2 separate regions of the Homo sapiens genome follow, and region 1 is linked to region 2. Evidence: chromatin loops called from intact Hi-C (ENCODE). Cell type or tissue: heart left ventricle. All regions are shown on one strand. Links, peaks and the distances in the headings refer to the core of each region. The heading gives the core; the rest is flanking DNA.

Region 1 (10,391 bases), core at 3,158-8,157, 180 kb before region 2:
TGACACCCAGAGTGATCTGCAGTCTTCTTCAATGTTGCTGGATATAGGAATCAGCTTTCAAGATGCAGAGGCGGGCTTTCTTCAACACCTTGGAAGTCTGAACTAATATTGTCATTGTGCTCTCTAGAGGGAAAGAATTTGGAAGAACTGCACTTTTTAACACCCTGAGAGGAGGTAAAGAGTCGTCTTGTTCCTTAATCCCAGTGGTTCTCAAATTGGGTATACATTAGGATCACCTGGAAGGCTGATTCAAACAGGCTGCTGTAGTCCCAGCCACTTGGGAGGCTGAGGTGGTAGGATCACTTGAGGCCAGGAGTTCAAAATCGGCCAGGGCAATATAGCAAGACTCCATCTGAAAACAAAACAAAACAAAAAACAGCCACACAGGTTGCTGCCCCCTCCCTCCCAGGGTGTTTGCACTGCTAACTCGTTCCTAGGTGATGTTGATGCTGCTGACCTGGAGACCACTCCTCGAGAATGGTTTTTTATAAGAAGAAAAAGAACAAACATTTATCGATCACTTAGTATGTGCGTGCTAAGCTTACTTCTTTTTGATTTTCTGAGATATAAGTCACATTCCGTAACGTTCACTCTTTTAAAGTGCAAAACGTAGTGGTTTTTAGTATATTCACTAGGCTGGGCATCCATCATCACTAATTCCAGAACATTTTTATCAAGTCAAAAGAAACCCCTTACCCATTAGCTGCCATTCCCCACTTCCCCCCGGCTTTGCCCTGGCAACCATCAATCTATTTTGTCTCTATACATTTTTCCCATTCTAGCCATTTCTTCATATAAATGGAACCTTACAATATGTGGTCTTTTGTGTCTGTCTTCTTTCACTTCCCATCATGTGTTCGAGGTTCACCCACGTTGTAGCACGTATTGATGCTTCATTCCTCCTTATGGCTGAATAGTACCCCACGGTATGGATGCACCGCATTTTATTCATTTGGATGGACATTTGGATTGTTTACCCCTCGTCTATTATAAATAATGCTGCCATGAACATGTGTACAAGTCTTTGTGTGAATATGTGTTTTTAATTCTCTTGGGCATATATTGAGGAGTGGTATTGTTGGGTCATGTGGTACAGCTATGTTTAACTTTTTAAGCAGTGACCACACTGCGCTCCAAAGCAGCTGTAGCATTCCACATGCCCACCAGCTGGGTGTAAGAGTTCTAGGCAGGGCGCGGCGGCTCACGCCTGTAACCCCAGCACTTTGGGAGGCCGAGGTGGGCAGATCACAAGGTTAGGAGATCAAGACCATCCTGGCTAACACGGTGAAACCCCGTCTCTACTAAAAATACAAAAATTAGCCGGACGTGGTGGCATATGCTTGTCCCAGCTACTCGGGAGGCTGAGGCAGGAGAATTGCTTGAACCCGGGAGGTGGAGGTTGCAGTGAGCCGAGATCACGCCACTGCAACTTCAGCCTGGGCAGCAGAGTGAGACTCCGTCTCAAAAAAAAAAAAAAAAAAAAGAGTTCTAGTTTTTCCATATCTTGTCAACACTTGTTATTGTCTTTCTTTTTTTTTGATGCTCATTTCTAGAGGGTGGGAAATGGTATCTCGCTGTGGTTTGGATTTCCATTTCCCTGATGACTGATGATGGGCTTTTGGGTTATTTGTATATTTTATCTGGAGAAATGTCTATTTGGAGAAATGTCCTTTGCCCATTTAAAAAATTTTTTTATTTTTTTATTTTTGAGACGGAGTCTCACTCTGTCGCCCAGGCTGGAGTGCAGTGGCATGATCCTGGCTCACTGCAGCCTCTGCCTCCCAAGTTCAAGCGATTCTCCTGCCTCAGCCTCCCAAGTAGCTGGGAGTACAGGTGCGTGCCACCATGCCTGGCTAATTTTAGTATTTTTAGTAGAGAGGAGGTTTCACCATGTTAGCCAGGATGGTCTCGAAATCCTGACCTCAAGTGATCTGCCCGCCTCGGCCTCCCAAAGTGCTGGGATTACAGGCGTGAGCCACTGCACCCGGCCTCTGGCTCCAGTGCTTTTCCACACGTGTCAGACACGTGCTGCCTTTGCCCCCAGCATTCACTTCTCCCGTCTGTGCAGTGTCGTTTGTTTTTCTGCAGTGGGAACCGTGCCTTAGAACGCTCAGCTCTTGTCTGTCAGGTGAAGACACATGGACTCCTGGGCTGTGAAGGTGGAGCCCATGCCAGCTGAGGCCATCGGTGCATTCTATCTGTGATCACAGGGGCTGGCTGGTGATGGCCATGTGCCTCCAACCAAGTCAGTTGGGCCAGGGAAATACCGTCCTGACCTGGGCCACCTCCTGGGGACTGGCTCTTGTGTTGATGGAGCTACTGCCACCCTGAGCCTGGGGATGGGGTTCCCAATGAGGAGCAAAGTTGGCATGTGTCTTGGTGTCAGCATTTGAGGGTGAAATCACACCAAGCCTGACATAGGCACCCCTGGGCATTTTGGCTTTTGGGAGCCATGACATTCCCCTTTTGTGTTAGCCAGTTTTGGCTGGGTTTTCTGTCATTTGTAACCAAGAGAGTCCTCAGTGATACACGTCACCACCAACAATACTCCATGTGGTCAAATCAGCTTTTTCAATAGGTTTTTATTGAAATGGTTATATTAGCAAATTCTGCACATACGGGTGTACACTGTTGGCATATAGGTATATACCATACAATTTCACTACTTGATTATACTTACACCAACCATGCAGACCAAGGAGCTGTGCTGCCCAGAACATTTCAAAGGGTTGATGAGATCTGATTGTCAAGAACCAGCTCACACTCTACTTGTAGGTGTTTGTGTTCCAGACAAGAAAACTCCCCCGACAGGGAGGCCCGAAACTGAGCTAATCGTCAGTTTTGCTTCTTGAATATTGACTGTTCTTTCTGGCACAAGCTATCCAATGAATTAAATTAAAATTTTAATTAAAATTCAAGTGCATAGTTTCCTTTTCATCCCTCAAGGTGGAAGATAAATCATTTGCCACATTTAGGTATATCCCAAGCCTCCCCACCCCCACATTACCTGTGCTATAGTTAGAAAAATAGTTTTGTACGCCATCTTCTGAGATGTTGTGCATAGTGAGCAGGAACCTAGAGTACGGTGGGCTCTTTCAATGACCCAAATATGAAAGGGGCAACTTTAATATTTTATGAGTATAAAAGCTACGGAGGGTCCAAAACAACTGTGACATATGTGGCCTAGGGCTTGCACCAGCTCCTCCTCCTGTACAGGAACAGGATGCTTCCATCAGGTGAGAATGTTCTCCATACCTCAAATCTCATTTCCTAGCTTGGAGCCTTTTCCTGTTTTTGTAATCACACGGGACAAGTTTTCTTTTTAGACAGAGTTATTGCCTCTCTGCAGCAGATCTGGTCCCAAGCCCCAGTCAGGAGATCCCCTCCTGCAGCTGGCTCAGCAAGCCAGGCCCAGGCTGTCTGGAGAACGCCTGGAGACAGCACCCTCTCTGCTTCTCTCCAGGATGGCATGTGTCATCTCAGGCTGGGCACTCAGCAGAGGTGCCAGGACCTGGACCTGGGCCACACCTACTGGCCCAGTCCACAGAGCACAGCCAGCAATCCGCAGCCTTTCTGCTGAAGGAGCGCTTACTCGCCTGAAGGAAGAGAAATGGCCAGGACGGTATATTCTACCTAACCACCTCACCCCACCGTTTCTTTACAAACATCTTGGTTCAGTACCTCCCAGTCATTGGAGAAGTCCTTTAATATCACATAGTGTAAATATACTTGCACTTAATTGGAGATAAAGGCTGTTCCAAAAGCAAATTTGAATTCACTCTGTGTTGGGTTGAATTTGTAAACCACAGCTCAGAACCAGTCTGTGACGCTCCGCAGATGTCGGTGGCTATAGAGAGAGGTGGCTAGGGAAGGCGATGATCCGCGGATGGGTGGGGAACTGAGGAGGCCAAGTCAGCTTTGCCAGGCCACCATGTGCCGCCAGGAGCTGGGCAGCCTGAGGAGAGCAAAGATGGGCCGGGAGCCTCCACCTCAACTGACAGGAGACTGCTCACCACATGCCCTCCGAGTTCCCACAGGAGAATGCACGTGCGCTGGGCAAGGTGCCACCCTCGGCTCGGGACGGCAGCCTTGGCGTCTGGCTACGGGCGCCGCTTTCACAGGGGTGGCTGGGCCGCCTAGAGCTTTTGTGGTACAGAGAGGAGGGGCCAACAGGAGGAACTCCACAGCCCAGGCGGAGGTCTGAGCAGGCCAGCAGCACCGAATCCTTCTGAAAGCTTGAAACTCAAGTTGCAGGACGTTCAAAGGTGCTTTTTTTTTTTTCTTTTCCATAAAGGATCTTCCTTCTTCCCCAAGTTAGAGTGAAGAAAACAGGAAAAAAATACCTTCAGCTTAGGGTGGAAAAGGAAGGAAAACCCAAGATGAGTGCAGGTGACGACCGGGCGGCCCCCACAGGGTCTCTGCAGGACCACAGGAGCCAAGACTCAGGCATAAGAGCATCACCCTTTCAGCAGCCAAGGCGGGTGGCACCTTCCCCTCCATGGTCACTGGAGGCTGTGGGGCCATAGCTGCAGAGAACGCAGGCGGCGGGAGACCCTCTCAGCCTCTCTTCTTCCAAGCTCAGTTTCTTGAGATCTTCCAGGATACCCACAAAAAAGAGGGTGAACCTTTAACAATGCCCCAGAGGAGCTTCGTGGCTACAGGGGGCCTCCTGACCCCCAACCCAGCCCTCTCAGCCAGGCCTCAGGAGGCTAGTGTGACCTCAAAACTCAGAGCCCCCGTGAGACACAGGGCCAGCCAGTCCCATGCCTTGCAAAGGGGAACGTTCCTCCCAGGTGTGGATTTGGGGGCTCACGCTTTGCTTTCCCTGTAGTTGCCTCGGACAGTAAGGAAAGGAATTCCAAGGAGCAGACATAGGCACCTTGTCCCCACCTGCCTTCTTCCGGTGTTTTTTTCTGATGCTACAATACTTCAAACACACAGGGCTTCTCCCAGTCCTTCTGCAAGGCTCTTAACCATAGCCCAGGGAGCTGTGTGAATATTACAATCAACAGCCTTTCCTAATGGGCTGAAAGGAGGGTGTGTCGAAGCTTTGGAATGCTTTACCAACAAGGCCAAAATACAAGACAAAACTCCACGCCCCTCATATGTAACAACTGCCCTAACCAGACCTGGGAGGGGAAGGTGCCTATTTTAAGCTGTGGGTATCGCCCTGCGATGAGTCCTTACTCATCTTCCCACACTCCCTGACAGTGTGAGCCAATGTTGACTTTAGTCACATTAAACTCTGCTTCCGGGTGACACTGAACACACGAGAGGAAGTGAGAGCTAGTTGGACAGCCTTTCTTGAAGAAGGAAATCATACTCAATTGCTTTTCTAAATCCATTGCCTTCAGTAGCTCCTTCTGTCCACACTTTAAATGTCAGTGTCCCCAGGGCTTTATCCCAAGCCCCATCCTCATGTCACTGGGTGGTCCCAGCCCCACTCTGGCTTCCACCTCCATCTGAACTCAGGGACACCTCTCCTGGCCAGCTCCCCTTGGGAGATTCTGCCTCCAGCGCATGGGAGGGTATGCATGCCTGTGGGGGTGTTTTGGGGGAGGGAGGAGGAAGGAGGAGATTTGGGTGACATAGATATTGTGATTACATGGAGATACTTCAGCAGGACAAGATGGTATGTCCACTTAAAAACACAGCTTCTGACCGGGCGTGGTGGCTCATACCTGTAATCCCAGCACTTTGAGACACTAAGGCGGGAGGGTCACTGGAGCCCAGGAGTTTGAGGCTAGCCTGGGCAACATGGAGAAGCTCTGTCTCTAAAAAAAATTTTTAAAAATTACCTGGGTGTAGTGGCATGCGTGTGTAGTCCCAGTTACTCGGGAGGCAGAGGTGGGAGGATTGCTTTAGCGCTGGAAGTTGAGGCTGCAGTGAGCCAAGATTACACCACTGCACTCCAGTCTGGGCAACAGAGTGAGACCCTGTCTCTAAATAAAATTAAAAAACAGGCTGGTGCGGCTCACACCTGTAATTCCAGCACTTGGGAGGACGAGGCAGGTGGATCATTTGAGGTCAGGAGTTTGAGACCAGCCTGGCCAACGTGGTGAAACCTCGTTTCTACTAAAAATACAAAAAATTAGCTGGGCGTGGTGGCATGCATCTGTAAATCCAGCTACTCGGGAGGCTGAGGCAGGAGAATCACTTGATCCTGGGAGGCGGAGCTTGCAGTGAGCCGAGACGGCGCTACTGCACTCCAGTCTGGGCGACAGAGTGACACCCTGTCTCGAAATAAAACAAACAAACAAACAAAAAACCCACAGCTTCGCAGGCATTCTGATGCAGGGGTCTGCAGCCTGGCCACCTTACCCCCACTGCACCTCCACCTGGGCACCAGGTTCGCACCTCCATGCCTCTCCTTCCAGAGCCCCTGCCAGCCCAGACCCAAAGTATCCCCACAGGACTCTCCCTGGGTCCCATCAACACCCGCCCAGGAACCAGGCCTGGAAGCCCAGGCTTCTGCTTCTATCTCCCTCTTCTTCCACTTGGCGTCAGAGCCTGGTGTGGGGTCTGTGAATGCTTCCCCTTTGCCTTGGCCCCTCAGGCGGGACTGGCATCCCAGGCTGGTGCCGTGCCTAGCCTCCCTGACCCCCAGTGCGGTTCCTTTTCTTTCCAAACAGAGACAGGAGTCTGGTCTCCCTGGCAAGCCTTCCCTGCCCAGGAAGTGCTGCCCTCGCCTCCTGGCCACTGTCCCCGCCTTGTCTTGACTGTTCCCTTGGGCCTCTCTATGGCTGCAATGCCTCTCCTCCACCTGTGCCCTGGAAGTCCCTCCTCATCCAGATTCACCCTCTTATCATTCGCTCTCACACCCCAGTTGCTTGATAACGTGCCCATGAACAGCCAACATCTTAATGGTCACAGATTCACCCCAACTTCAAGCATGTGTTTGGCACAGAGTGAGAGCTTAATAAAAGTTTGCTGGCGATATTAACTGTAGAATCCCACTTCTCTAAAATCAGTGTTTTTGTTTCATGACATTTATGAGCAGCAACCACTTGTCAAGGAGCCACACTGTCACTTGCCAGTGGTTAATGTCAACCACCGACATTAACGTCACCTCGTTTTCCTATAGCAGAGCCAATGCCTCAATAATAAAGGTTAACGGCGAGAGAACACTTTGAGTTTTCTTCAGTTAAAACTAGCTTCAGCCGGGCGTGCGTGGCATGAGCCTGTGGTCCCAGCTACTGGGGAGGCTGAGGCGAGGTCAAGGCTGCAGCGAGCCATGACTGTGCCACTGCACTCCTGCCTGGGTGACAGAGCGAGATCCTGCCTCTAAAAAAATAAAAATATAAAATACCAATTTGATTTAGCGTGTAGCTCGAACGGATTGGATGTGAGGGTAATAAAAACATGAGAAGAGCTTATAAAGCCAATAGAAAATGTCAAGCTTGTAAAATTCAGTAATCTCGTTTTTAAAAATACTTTTCCAAATATCATCAGACTCACTGGCAGCTGGGGCTGTTGCCGCATCAGGGAAGCCGGCAGGTGCCAGACCTCAGTGCTCAAGGCAGTGCCTCGTGAATGTGCCTCGCAGCCAGGCCTGAGGACCACCAGGGGAGCTGGGGCCTCTCTGCAAAAGCAAGGCTCATCAGGGTTGTGAGGAGTTTTTAGCTGGGGGCAGAGCTTGTCTTCCCAAGAGGAGGGCAGAGGCAGGCAGCCCTGGGCAGACATGCTTACCACCATCAGTGGCTGCCAAGCTCTGCCTCCTGCGCTGGAAGCCCTGGCTATCTGGCCTTCCCTCCCCTCCCTCTGGATTAACAGGAAAGAGGGGTTACTCCTCCCTTAGGATGTTAAAAGTCACCAAAGCTTGGCCAGGCGTGGTGGCTCATGCCTGTAATCCCAGCACTTTGGGAGGCCAAGGCAGGCGGATCACGAGGTCAGGAGATCGAGACCAGCCTGGCTAACACAGTAAAACCCCATCTCTACTAAAAATACAAAAAATTAGCTGGGCGTCGTGGCAGGTGCCTGTAGTCCCAGCTGCTCGGGAGGCTGAGGCAGGAGGATGGTGTGAACCCGGGAGGCGGAAGTTGCAGTGAGCCAAGATCGCGCCACTGCACTCCAGCCTGGGTGACAGAGCAAGACTCCGTCTCAAAAAAAAAAAAAATCACCAAAGCGGAAGCATTTGCATTTCAATAGTCACAACCAACTCCCAGAGGATGCTGATGGCTGCCCTGGCCCTAGACTTGCTGATCCTGCCACACAGGCCCATGGTCTCCTCACCCGGGCACAGGCCCAGCTCACAGCAGTCCACTGGAGGCAGGGGGGTGGATGTGTGGTGTAAATAGCTGACTCCTCAGCCTCTTCCTTACTTCAAACAGTTCCCCCCTCAACAATGACTGAGGTTATCATACATTTCCTAATAACCGCTGCTGGTGGCAAGACTTGCAACCACGGAGGCACTCACTCTCTGCACCCCATCACACCTGCAGCAGGCGGAACACTGCTCCCCAAGCGCCTCAGGGAAGCGCTGCCCATGTGGCGACGTGTGTCTTCACAATGCTCACCGGACAAGCAGCCCCGGCCACTTCCTGCCAGGGTCCCGACTTAGCAGGGATTTCCCCCAGCATAGCAGCTAGTAAAGAGGCTGTTATTTGGGATTAAAAAAAAAATGCCATTCTTGGCTGGGCATGGTGGCTCACAACTGGAATCCCGGAACTTTGGGAGGCCGAGGTGGGGGTGGATTGCTTGAGCCCAGGAATTCAAGACCAGCCTGGGCAACATGGCAAAGTCCCATATCTCTACAGAAAATCCAAAAATTAGCTGGGTGTGGTGGCACGTGCCTGTGGTGCCAGCTACTCGGTGGGCTGAGGTGGGAGGATCACTTGAGCCCAGGAGGTGGAGGCTGCAGTGAGCCAAGGTTGCGCCACTGCCCTTCAGCCTGGGTGACAGAGTGAGACTGTCTCAAAACAAAAATAAAAATAAAAACCTGAAACCAAAAACCAAATCATCCTCTCTGTTCCTGAAGAGCATGGCCTTAATGAGAAGTTAGTGTCCCTCCTGACAAAGACAGGCCATTCTGTAGCTGAGCCAGAGAGTGACCCCAATTTTCCAGAAAAGGGTGTCAAGCCAGGATCCACAGCACTGTTCTGAGTACGCTCCCCTGCAAGCAATGCCTCCTTGTTATTCTACCGTGAATGTGTGCCCCAGATTTCCCAGAAATTCAAATGTTATATTAATAGACAGATTCTAGGGGCCTGAAATTTGTACTTCTTCTCACGTAATTTCATACCTTTTCAGTAAAGAAACTGTCTTGAGTGGAATTTAACGTATACACATTGGTAAGACCTCAAATCAGGAGAAAATGCTACATCAGGATCTGCGTTTTGGTTTGGGAAAACAAGGAGGTGGTATAGACAACACGGCAATGATCCGAACTGAGCTCTCCTACCTTTCAGGTGGGTCAAACACATACAAATGCAGACGCGTGTCTGGAACCTCCAGCAAATGGGCTCCAGCTTCCTGCAGACTCACCCTCTCTCTGAGAGCCCAATGGGGAAACCTGCTTTTCTGAACGATGCTATATTGAAGCTGCTCATTGAAAATATTTTTATAGTACGAAGACTATCATAAAGAAAAACAAAACAAAAAAACCCCCAAAGCCCTTGGTAAAAGGTAAAACACAAAAGCTGCTAAGACCTTTAAAATCTGCACCATTCTAGCCTCAAATGAGCGAAAACGAAATGCCGCTGCCCGCTCTCTGACAATGCTCCTGAAGCCTGTCCCCATCCGGGGCTCTGCAGGTTTCCTTCAGGCACACCTGTGTCTGAGGCGTTATTGACGCGTTAGGAGAAAAGACACTTTAGGAGAAGCTGCACGTGGAAAAATGGCAAGTGTTCACTTCAAACGTATATTCCACAGTCAGTGAGAACAGGGCAGGGGATTCACGCATCTGCTTCGTTTGCTGTCGGATCTGACCCTGGGCATGTGGAGACTGGGGTTCCTGTTCTCACAGCAAGGGTCTGTGCGCCTCACGCCCCCACAAAGCTCATGCCAATGAGAGGCAGACTCAACTCAGGTGTGTCCTTTTGCAAAGAGGGTGTGCAGATTAGTTTTATAAATTTGCCCATAGTGGTTCTGTACTGGGATTAGCAGTAAGATGCAATTTTCTCATCATGTTAATTCGATGTCATCCCAGGTGTGTGGGAAGATCCCACATGTCCCTGATGCCTGGGATGCTGGCCACTGCACCCTGTCCTGTAAGCCTGTCGGCCGGTGCTCATGTGCCTTCTTCATGCTGTGCTGGGGCTGCTGGAGGGGACTGGGCTGCACAGTGGACAGTGAAGATGGGTGCTTATCTGGTATCTGCAGCGAGAAGGGGGTTTGGTCTTCCCAATGAGACATTCCAGATCATTCTGTCTTTCACAACTGCTGGCCATCCC
Region 2 (10,543 bases), core at 2,568-7,567:
TCCTGAATGGGAACAAAAGCTTTCAGTCTCTCCTCACTTGCAGCCTCAACTATTGTCTTGCAAATTCTGTTGACGTCAGCATCTGTTTCAGGGAGCTCTCTGTACCCAACATCATTTTTATCTGCTGGAACAGCCAAGCCTGCACCATGAAAGGCCTTCGTCACAACTTTCTTATCGGTTTCATCTTCGTGGTTGTCTGTTCCAGTGAGGACCCCATTTCTCTGGCTGCTTCTGCGAGTTTTTCATCTATGTTTTTCAAGAGATTAGTTTTTTTTTTTTTTTTTTTGAGGCAGAGTTTTGCTGTTGTTGCCCAGGCTGGAGTGCAATGGCACGATCTTGGCTCACTGCAACTTCCACCTCCCGGGTTCAAGCGATTCTCCTGCCTCAGCCTCCCGAGTAGCTGGGATTACAGGCATGCGCCACCACGCCCGGCTAATTTTGTATTTTTAGTAGAGATGGGGTTTCTCCATGTTGGTCAGGCTGGTCTCAAACTCCCTACCTCAGGTGATCCACCCGCCTCGGCCTCCCAAAGTGCTGGGATTACAGGCGTGAGCCACTGCACCCGGCCTAGTTTTCTTTTTATGCGTTACTTCTTTAAGTTTTTTCATCAAAAATAATTTGACTGCCACAAATACATTATCTCCATTTGGAACAATTGTACACTTTTTCTTTGCTTCATTTATACCAACATATGCAGGAAGTTCATCAGAAGAATCCCTGAAATACCCCATGTGGTACTGAGTTTTATTATCTCCAATAATGACGGTCTGGAACTCAGGAGGATCATGGTAAAACCTCCAATGAAGGCTAACATTCAGGCCTGTTGAATTTTTCTTAATTTTATGTTTTCCAGCAAGGATATCATAAGGACCACCTAACTGAAGTCCGAGGCTTGCAGAAAGTGATCAGCTGGCTTTTCAGGATCAAGTTCTTCAAAGAACTTCCAGAAACGATCGGAATCTTCAGGTGAAGAGAGCTTATAATGATTTTCTACTTCTTGTCGAAGACCACATCAGCTTCATAGAATTTACTTTTCTTCACATTAACCATTTTTTCACAGGCCCCTCCCCGCTGGGCTTGCACTTCCTCCCACCGCCGACCATTCTGCAGCCGCAGTGCCTTTTTTTTTTTTTTTTTACACAGGATCTGGCTCTGCTGCCCAGGCTGGAGGGCAGTGGCACAATCATAGCTCACTGCAGCCTCAAACTCCCAGGCTCAAGCCATGCTCCTGACCCAGCCTTCTGAGTAGATAAGGCTACAGCCACGCCCCACCATGCCTGGATGCTTTTTCGTTGTTGTTGAGACACGGTCTTGCTATGCTGCCCAGGCTGGCCTGGAACTCCTGGCCTCAAGTGATCCTCCCACCTCAGCCTCCCAAAGCATTCAGGTTACAAGTGTGAGCCACTGTGCCTGGCCTTCTCTTCCTTTTCTCTCCCATTTCACCCTCTTCCTCCCCTACCACTCTGTTCTTCCATCACCTGTTTTCTTTTACCCTCTCCTGCTTTCTGACTCCACCCCACACAGGTTTCATCAGTTAATTTTAAATAAACCTTAGCATTGGCTATACAGGTTGGGCAGATGACTATACCTCTTTAAACCTCAACTTTTTAATCCTTAAAATGGGAGAATCGGCCAGGCGCAGTGGCTCACGCCTGTAATCCCAGCACTTTGGGAGGCTGAGGTGGGCGGATCACCCAAGGTCAGGAGTTTGAGACCGGCCTGACCAGCATAGTGAAACCCTGTCTCCACTAAAAAATACAAAAAAATAATTACCCGGGCATGGTGGTGGGCACCTGTAATCCCAGCTACTCGGGAGGCTGAGGCAGGAGAATCCTTTGAATCCAGGAGGCAGAGGTTGCAGTGAGCCGAAATTGCACCACTGCACTCCAGCCTGAGCAACAGAGCAAGACTCCATCTCAAAAAAATAAAAAATAAAATAAAATAAATGGGAGAATTAACATTCGTCGTAATTAGGGAGGTTAAATATTACATTTTGGATTCTGAAGCTGGCCAAGATGAAGTAAGAGACCACTACAATCCATCCATGCCGCTGTCTAGGGACAAAATCAACAAGTCACTAGCTAAGGACTCTGCAGTGTTAACAATAGCAGGTGGATAGGAGAGAAGAGCTGAAACTTGAAGAATGACCTATTCAAGGGCAAGTTTCCCAGTTGCTTTTTCTTTCTTGTCTCCCAGTTTTGAACTGAGGTCAGCCCCAGTATAGAACAGTGCAGCATGTATGGGCAGAAAAAACTTCAAGAGAACCATCTGTGAGTGGAAAAAACACAAACCGTTTTTCCTCTGCTCCCACGCCACAGTAAGCAACACAGAAGGCTTCGGTGACCAAATGTTGGGGGTTTCTCCCCACACATCAGCAAGCAAGCAACCAATTCTGCATTAGGCACCAGCTGGGTGTCCTCTATATTCTAATGCTATCTACCTGGAGAGAGCGTCAGAGCCCACAGGGTGGGGCTCAGTCCCCAAGACTGCCTCCACTTCTGATGCCACTCCCAAGTCAGGGCCTCAGGAACTTCTGAGGGACCGGCTTCAAGTTGGGGTTCCCATGACGCCCTCCTTGCGTTCAATTAATTTGCGAGAGTGGCTCACAGAACTCGGGGACACACTTACATTTGCTGGTTTATTATAAAGGGTATTGGGAAGAATACAGATGAAGAGATGCCTGGGCAAGGCATGGGGAAAGGGGCACGAAGGTTCTACCCCTCCCTGGGCACGCGGCCCTCCAGGAACCTCCATGTGTTCAGCTATCCTGGAGGTTATACGGAGGCTTCATTTCTTGGGCGTGGCTGGTGAAATCACTGGCCATGGGTGACCAACTTAACCTTCAGCCCCTCTCCGCTCCCCGGAGGCTGGGGGGTGAGGCTGAAAGTCCCAGGCCTCTAGTCCTGCCTTGGTCCTTCTGGTGACCAGCCCCATCCTGGAGCTACCTGGGGGCTGCCCGCCTTCACCCACCTCTTTAGCATATGAAAGACACTACTGTGGAGATTCTGAGGATTCTAGCAGTTGTAGGCCAGGAAGCCCGGATGAAGACCAAATGTATATTTGATAAGATCACAGCCACATTTTGTGTAGCATTCATCCACTGAAGTACATTTTGTTTGTTCCCCACTCCTCGGCTATTGTGAGCAGTGTGGCTATGTACATTTGTGTGCAAGTTTTTGTGTGACTGTATGTTGTCATTTCTTTTGGAATGGAATACCTAGGAGGGTGGAGTTGCTGGGTCACGTGGTCATGTTTAATTTTCTCTAGATCTTATCACTTTCTGAAATTATTACTTTTCTTTTATGTATTTTTTTTTTTTTGAGACAGAGTCTTGCTCTGTCGCCAGCTGGAGTGCAATGGCCCTATCTCAGCTTACTGCAAACTCCGACAGGTTCAAGTGATTCTCCTGCCTCAGCCTCCCGAGTAGCTGGGATTACAGGCGCGTGCCACCACGCCCAGCTGATTTTTATATTTTTTGTAGAGATGGGATTTCACCATGTTGGCCAGGCTGGTCTAGAACTCCTGACCTCAGGTGATCTGCCCACCTTGGCTTCCCAAAGTGCTGGGATTACAGGCGTGAGCCACCACATCCACCTATTACTTGTTTATTGACTGTCTCTACAGGGGGCTGGGACTGGGATGAAGTGAGTGAGATGGTTGCCTCAGGTGGAAAATTGGAGAAGGGTCCTCAAAATCTCAGTCATCAGCATAAATAATATTTTAATACAATATTTTCAAAAGTCAAAGACAAGGTCAGTCAGAGGACTGGAGCCTGAGGCCAAAAGAAAAATCCAATCCGGCCAGGCGCGGTGGTTCACGCCTGTAATCCCAGCACTTTGGGAGGATGAGGTGGGGGGATCACGAAGTCAGGAGTTCGAGACCAGCCTGGCCAATATGGTGAAACCCCGTCTCTACTAAAGATGCAAAAAATTAGCCAAACATGGCGGCGGGCGCCTGTAATCCCAGCTACTCAGGAGGCTGAGGCAGGAGAATCGCTTGAACTCGGGAGGCGGAGGTTGCAGTGAGCAGAGATGGCGCCGCTGCTCTCCAGCCTGGGCGACGGGGAGAGACTCCGTCAAAAAAAAAAAAAATCCAATCCTGTCTTTATTTAAAATGTTGATATTTTGTTCATGGACTTTTTCATTAACTTTAACTTTTAAAAACATGGCATTAAAATATTGCGCACCTCGACGGCTGCGTTTTCCGGTCTCTCCGGCGTTTTGCGCGGGAGGAGAGTGAGGCGCTTTCTCGCCCACATCCCCCGCGGGGGTCGCGAGGGCTCTCCCTCAGCTCAGCCGCGGGCTCTCAGGAGGCTCAGGTCTGGCTGAAGGGAAGGATTGTTTGGGAGCAGGAACTATAATCAGCCTTGATTTTAGGTCAGGCTTTCGTGCTGGGAGGCCCGCCCTAAAATCAAAACGCGAGAAAAACCTCAGGAGGTGGGAGCAGCTGAGGCCAGACCTGGGGGAGGGTCCGTGAGGGGAAGGAGGGAGCAGATCCCAAGGCATCTCGGCGGAGAAAGGGACGCAGGTCGGTGGGCGATTGCTGGGGGCGGGGTGGGGAGGAGCGCTGCCGCCGGAGGAGCGCGAAGGAGCAAATCTGACGCCCAGCACTCGGGACGCCCAGCGCGGCGTCAGGGGCCCCCTGTGCCCCGGATTCCTGCCGGGCTGAGTGGGCGGTGCCGGAGGGAGGGCGCCCCCTGGCGGTTCGGCGCGGGCCGGCGACGGCCTCGGCTTCTTTTTTTTTTTTTTTGAGACGTGGTCTCGCTGTGTCTGGAGTGCAGTGGCGAGATCTCGGCTCACTGCAACCTCCGCCTCCCGGGTTCAAGCCATTCTCCTGCCTCAGCCTCCTGAGTAGCTGGGAGTACAGGCGTGTGCCACCACGCCCGGCTAATTTTTGAGTTTTTAGTAGAAAAGGGGTTTCACCTTGTTGGCCAGGCTGGTCTCGAACTCCTGACCGCAAATGATCCCCACCCCCCCCCCCCACCTCCGCCTCCCAAAGGGCTGGGATTACAGGCGTGAGCCACCGCCCCCGGCCCCTTGGCCTCTTAAGTAAGCAACTTCCCAGGGATGCCAAGGCACGGGAGAGAATCAGGATAAACAAGGCAGTATTTAAAAAAATTAAATCAGTAAGCTATTGCCCACAGGCTGGCTGCCTGTTTTGATAAGTAAAGTTTTACTGGCAAACTGGCAAAAAATAGAGAGCAAAGGCCTCAGGTGCAGGCCACGTGCCAGGGAAAAGCATGAGACTTAACTGGGCTATTTTAACGCAGTCTGTTTCACCTGCAAGGTGATGCCTCTGATGTTGCTCCTCAGGGGGAGCCTTGGGCATGCTCACAGTCATCCTGGGGTGGCGGTGGCTTTAGCAGGGCTCTCTTTGGCTGTCCCTTTCCCTCGTAATTCTGTTAACTGTCTGCCTTTGTTGGTCTCGCACCAGCTGTTAGGCGCCACCAACTGCTGGATGATGGTTCTACTGTTAAGACCAGGTCCTGGGACCAACATTTCTCCACAGTTTGATTCAATTAAATGCAGGTGCCTCTGCAGGGGCAGTGTTCCAGGTCAGTCTTCGAGGTTCATTCTGACCCCAGAGGGCTCTTTGTGGCTGCTTTCTCCATGGTTCTATCTGGTAAATTGGCTGGCTTATGGTTTAGCTTGTTGCTCTGTTGAAGCTACTAGTTATCTGTTAATCGCTTACCAACACGATCTCTACTGTTTTTGTTTTGTTTTTAGACAGTCCAGCTCTGTCGCCGAGGCTGGAGTGCAGCGGCACAATCTCGGCTCACTGCAACCTCTGTCTCTTGGGTTGAAACGATTCTCCTGCCTCAGCCTCCCAAGTAGCTGGGATTACAGGCGTGTGCCACCACACCAGGCTAATTTTTTATATTTTTGGTAAAGACGGAGTTTCACCATGCTGGCCAGGCTGGCCTCAAAATTCTGAGCTCGGGTGATCCACCTGCCTCAGCCTCTTAAAGTGCTAGGATTACAGGCGTCGGCCTCCACACCTAGCCTCTCTTGTTTTTTGAGTGCCCTTAGCCTTGAACTTACCTACACTGTGTTCAAATAAAGGCAATTCCTTTGGGGAGAGCTTAGAAGCTGTCTGTCCTGTGCCTTGCCTCTCCTCTCCTGGGCAAAATTTCTCAGTCACTGCTTCACTGTGGGTGGTAGGGACAACGGCCCACTTTCTCAGAGTGACACCCTTGCTTGATGAGTGGACTGGGTGGGGACTGCGGCCTCTGATCTTCCTGGCTTGCCTCTCCCAGCATGGAATTTCCACCCTGAGTGAGCTGGAGCCAGCCTGACTCGGTGTGCTCAGACTGAAGCACCTAGGGCAGAGTCTCCACTCTGCAATGGAAGGGCTGAGTGGAGGAGGGGGCCCTGACCTCTCAGCTGCACTTGCTCCAGATTTAGCTTCTAACACAGAGCTGGGCTTGCGGAGAGAGATGCTGGAAGCCTGCCCCTCCCGTGGGGATATGGTAGCCTTGCCTGGGAGCTGGGGGACAGAGAGCTTTGTGTTGTTGACTGCACCCACCTGGCACAGAGCTTTTGTCACTCTGAGCTGAGAGTAAGGATGGAGGAAGTGGTAATAGTTCAAATTTCATAGTGCTCACTGTTCTTACTGAGCTTCAGTAGATTTTTTCTTGAATCAGTTTTTCTTCATTTGGTCTATTATTTTAAGACAACTTCCGGGCCGGGCGTGGTGGCTCACGCCTGTAATCCCAGCATTTGGGAGACCGAGGCAGGCGGATCACGAGGTCAGGAGTTCGAGACCAGCCTGACCAACATGGTGAAACCCCGTCTCTACTAAAAATACAAAAAAAACATAGCCAGGCATGGTGGTGGGCGCCTGTAATCCCAGCTACTCAGGAGGCTGAGGCAGGAGAATTGCTTGAACCCGGGAGGCGGAGGTTGCAGTGAGCCAGATTGTGACACTGCACTCCAGCCTGGGCAACAGAGTGAGACTCTGTCTCAAAAAAAAAAAAAAAAAAAAGACAATTTCTGGAGGCTTAAAAAAATCCTTTTTACCCCTTGCACTCGTTTTGCTGGGAAGGGGGTCCGTAGGTTTCCCTCGGCTCCTCTCCTCTGCCTGCCCTTTGAGATTCCTGCTCCTGATGCTTGGCAAATACCCTTCATCCTCACGGCCCTGAGGAGCTCCCCGGCTCTCCCTCCCTGGGCCTGGGCCCCAGGGTGTTTCCTCCTCTGGTAGCTGCGTGTGTCTGAGATGCTATTATTTTGGAGGAACATCACATTTGAGAGAGACCCACCTTTTGCTGTCTGTGTACTCCCCTTCCCTGTTTTCCTGCTCATTTCTTTGGGTGCAGAGCTCTCTTGCTAGGCCATAGGCCCTCTCAGCTTTGGGAGCTCTACCCTACTCCCTACAGTGATTTACTGTACTTTTTGGTTGTAAAATGTTTTTCTGGGGGGATGGGAGACAGGGTCTCATTCTATCACTCAGGCTGGAGGGCAGTGGCTCAATTATAGCTCGCCGCAGCCTTGAACTCCTGGGCTCAAGCTATTCCCCTCCCTCGGCCTCCCAAGTAGCTGGGACTACAGGTGTGCGCCACTACGCCTGGCTAATTTTTAAATTTTTTGTAGAGACAAGGTCTCCCTATGTTGCCCAGGCTGGTCTTGAACGCCTGGCCTCAAGTTATCCTCCTGCCTCCCAAAGTGCTGGAACTGCAGGCATGAGCCACCATGCCCAGCTTAAAATCCATTTAAAAAAAATCAAAGTAGTACTTAAAGGTAATTTATAGTGTTAAGAGGCTTTTAACAGAAGCTGCCATTCCCACTCCCCCTTCCTTTCATGTTTTCTGTTCCGCAGAGGCGTTTGGGCTTCTCCTGGAGCCCTGTCCTCCCACTGGCTGTCATCTGCTGGGTGCTGATAAGAGGCTGTCTCCCAGGACTTCCTGTTCTCTCCCTGCGTTGGGTCCTGTGACTGCTGACCCACATCATCTTTCTTGGTTTATTTCCTCATTTTGGTGGCATATGTCTTGCTGCAGGAACATAATCCTGATGCTAAGCGTTGGCAAGGATTTGTGGGGCCACTTAACCATGCTGGTGGGCTGGTACGTCCATTGTGGGGTGAGGGTGCCTTTCCACGTCAGTACATGAAGCATCCTTATTACAGCTGCAGAGTATTCAATGGGGAGGCACACAGGGATGTGTTTTCCTGGCTTCCTATTTATGGACAAGGGTTGTTTCCAATCTTTTGCTGTCAAACACTGCTGTGACGAATAGCCATATGCAGACTTCATTTGAAGGTGTGTAAGGGTGAAGGGAAGATTACTTGCTGGAGGTGACATTGCCATGTCACAGCATCCACATATTTGTAATTTGTTGTTGTTGTTTTGAGACGAAGTCTTGCTCTTGTTTCCCAGGCTGGAATACAGTGGCACGATCTCAGCTCACTGCAACCTCTGCCCCCAGGGTTCAAGTGATTCTCCTGCCTCAGCCTCCCGAATAGCTGGGATTACAGGCATGCGCCACCACACAAGGCTAATTTTATGTATTTTTTAGTAGAGATGGGGTTTCACCATGTTGGCCAGGCTGGTCTCGAACTCCAGACCTCAGGTGATCCGCCCGCCTCGGCCTCCCAAAGTGCTGGGATTACAGACATGAGCCACCACGCCCGGCCTGTAATTTTGATGGCAACCGCCAAATCCACCTCCATGGGAGAGCATCAATTTACACTCCAAACAGCAATGACGAGTGCTTGTTTCCCCAGCTGTGCTTCAAAACATTACTATTAGTTTTCTGTCAATCTAAGAGGTAAAAATGGCAAATCAGTGTGGTCGTCTTTCAGAGAACTTGAAAGTTTCTATCACCGTGAGCATCTTTTGTTTGTTTGTTTGGTTTGGTTTGGTTTTTTTGAGACGGAGTCTCGCTCTGCCGCCCAGGCTGGAGTGCAGTGGCGGGATCTCGGTTCACTGCAAGCTCCGCCTCCCGGGTTCACGCCATTCTCCTGTCTCAGCCTCCCAAGTAGCTGGGACTACAGGCACCTGCCACCACGCCCAGCTAATTTTTTGTATTTTTAGTAGAGACGGGGTTTCACTGTGTTAGCCAGGATGGTCTTGATCTCCTGACCTCGTGATCCACCCATCTCGGCCTCCCAAAGTGCTGGGATTACAGGCGTGAGCCACCACGCCCGGCCATCGTGAGCATCTTTTTACATGTTCGAGCTATGTACATTTCCTCTTCTGTGAACCGTTTCTTACCCATTTTTCCATTGGATAGTTGGTCTTTCCATCTGCTTTGGAATCATCTTCAGGCAGACTTTCATCCCCAACATTTCACTGAAATTCCTTCTTTTGAGGTCACTATTGATGTCCACATTGCCCAATCCCCAGGCCAGCTCTTGGTTCTTATTGGATGTTCTCAGCAGCATGTGACACAGCTGGGTGGCTGCTGCTTCTCGAGTCTTTCTTTAACAGCTTCTGTCTCTTCCGTGGTTTCCTTCTTAACTTCCAGAAACTCTCAATGCCCTTGATGGATTTTCCTTATTTCTTCAACCTCTAAACATCTGAATTTCCAGGGCTCAGTTACCTTCTCTCTGAGTGTTGACCCGTAGACCCTTTATCCAGGTCTTCAGTAGCCTCCTGGCAGGTTTCCTGCAAAGGGTCTCGATGTGTAAGATCAAACGATCAACTATAAAGACGTGTTCTAGATGAAGAGGTTGTCTATGTGAGTGCTAACGGCTCTTGATTTAAACCAAACTGTGCTCTAAATTGCTGTGTTTCATTTATGTTTCTTTTCTTTCTTTTTTTTTGAGACAGGGTCTTACTCTGCTACACATGCTGGAATGCAGTGACGCAATCATAGCTCACTGCAGCCTCGACCTCCTGGGCTCAAGCAATCCTCCCACCTCAGCTTCCCGAGTGACTGGGAGCACAGGTATGTACCATTACCACCACGCCTGGCTAATTTTTAAATTTTCTGTAGAGATGGGGTCTATGTTGCCCAGGTTGGTCTCGAACATCTGGGCTCAAGTGATTTACCCACCTTGGCCTCCCAAAGTGCTGGGATTACAGGTGTGAGCTACCATACCTGGCCTTCGTTTATATTTTCATACAGAAGGGTAAATCATTTAAATAGTGGGGTGCAACTGTCCACAAAAGCAATAGGAGTAATTCATTGAGAAGCTTTCTGCCCCCATGAGGCACCAGTCTTCCTTCCTTCCTTCCCTCCCTTCCTTGCTGTCTTCCTTCCTTCTTTCCTTCCTTCCCTCCTTCCTTCCTCCCTTCCTGTCTTCCTTCCCTCCCTCCCTCCCTTCCTTCCTGTCTTCCTCCCTTCCTTCCCTCCTTCCCTCCCTCCCTTCCTTCCTGTCTTCCTTCCTTCCTTCCTGTCTTCCTTCCCTCCCTCCCTCCCTTCCTTCCTGTCTTCCTCCCTTCCTTCCCTCCTTCCTTCCCTCCCTCCCTTCCTCCCTCCCTCCCTCCCTTCCTCCCTTCCTGTCTTCCTTCCCTCCCTCCCTCCCTTCCTTCCTGTCTTCCTTCCCTCCCTCCCTCCCTCCCTTCCTTCCTTTTTTTTTGGGACGGCATCTTGCTCTGTCCCCA

What was found. Hi-C counts contacts between places; a loop is a spot of excess contacts. Peaks named below come from ENCODE experiments on the same cell type or tissue, not always from the same donor. Only the 100,000 strongest peaks of a DNase experiment are listed, where the experiment ranks them.
Region 1: a loop joins it to region 2, with 2.6 times the contacts of the local background. A loop is called at or near these places in 28 of 110 quality-filtered maps.

The regions. Positions count from the first base shown.
Region 1 is chr5:179,909,089-179,919,479 of GRCh38, forward strand. It overlaps a transcript of RNF130 not described here. Among named protein-coding and RNA genes, the nearest start is that of TBC1D9B, 6.4 kb to the left of the region's middle. RefSeq lists an enhancer at 7,987-8,904. In heart left ventricle, for the core only: no CTCF peak of the experiment used is centred there; no DNase peak of the experiment used is centred there.
Region 2 is chr5:180,085,936-180,096,478 of GRCh38, forward strand. It overlaps the pseudogene LOC646058. Among named protein-coding and RNA genes, the nearest start is that of RNF130, 19 kb to the left of the region's middle. RefSeq lists a silencer at 4,592-4,721, an enhancer at 7,799-7,943 and a cis regulatory region at 7,863-7,880. In heart left ventricle, for the core only: a CTCF peak has its summit at 4,688 (motif pointing left); a DNase peak (open chromatin) is centred at 4,666; H3K4me3 peaks cover 1,084 bases; H3K27ac peaks cover 409 bases.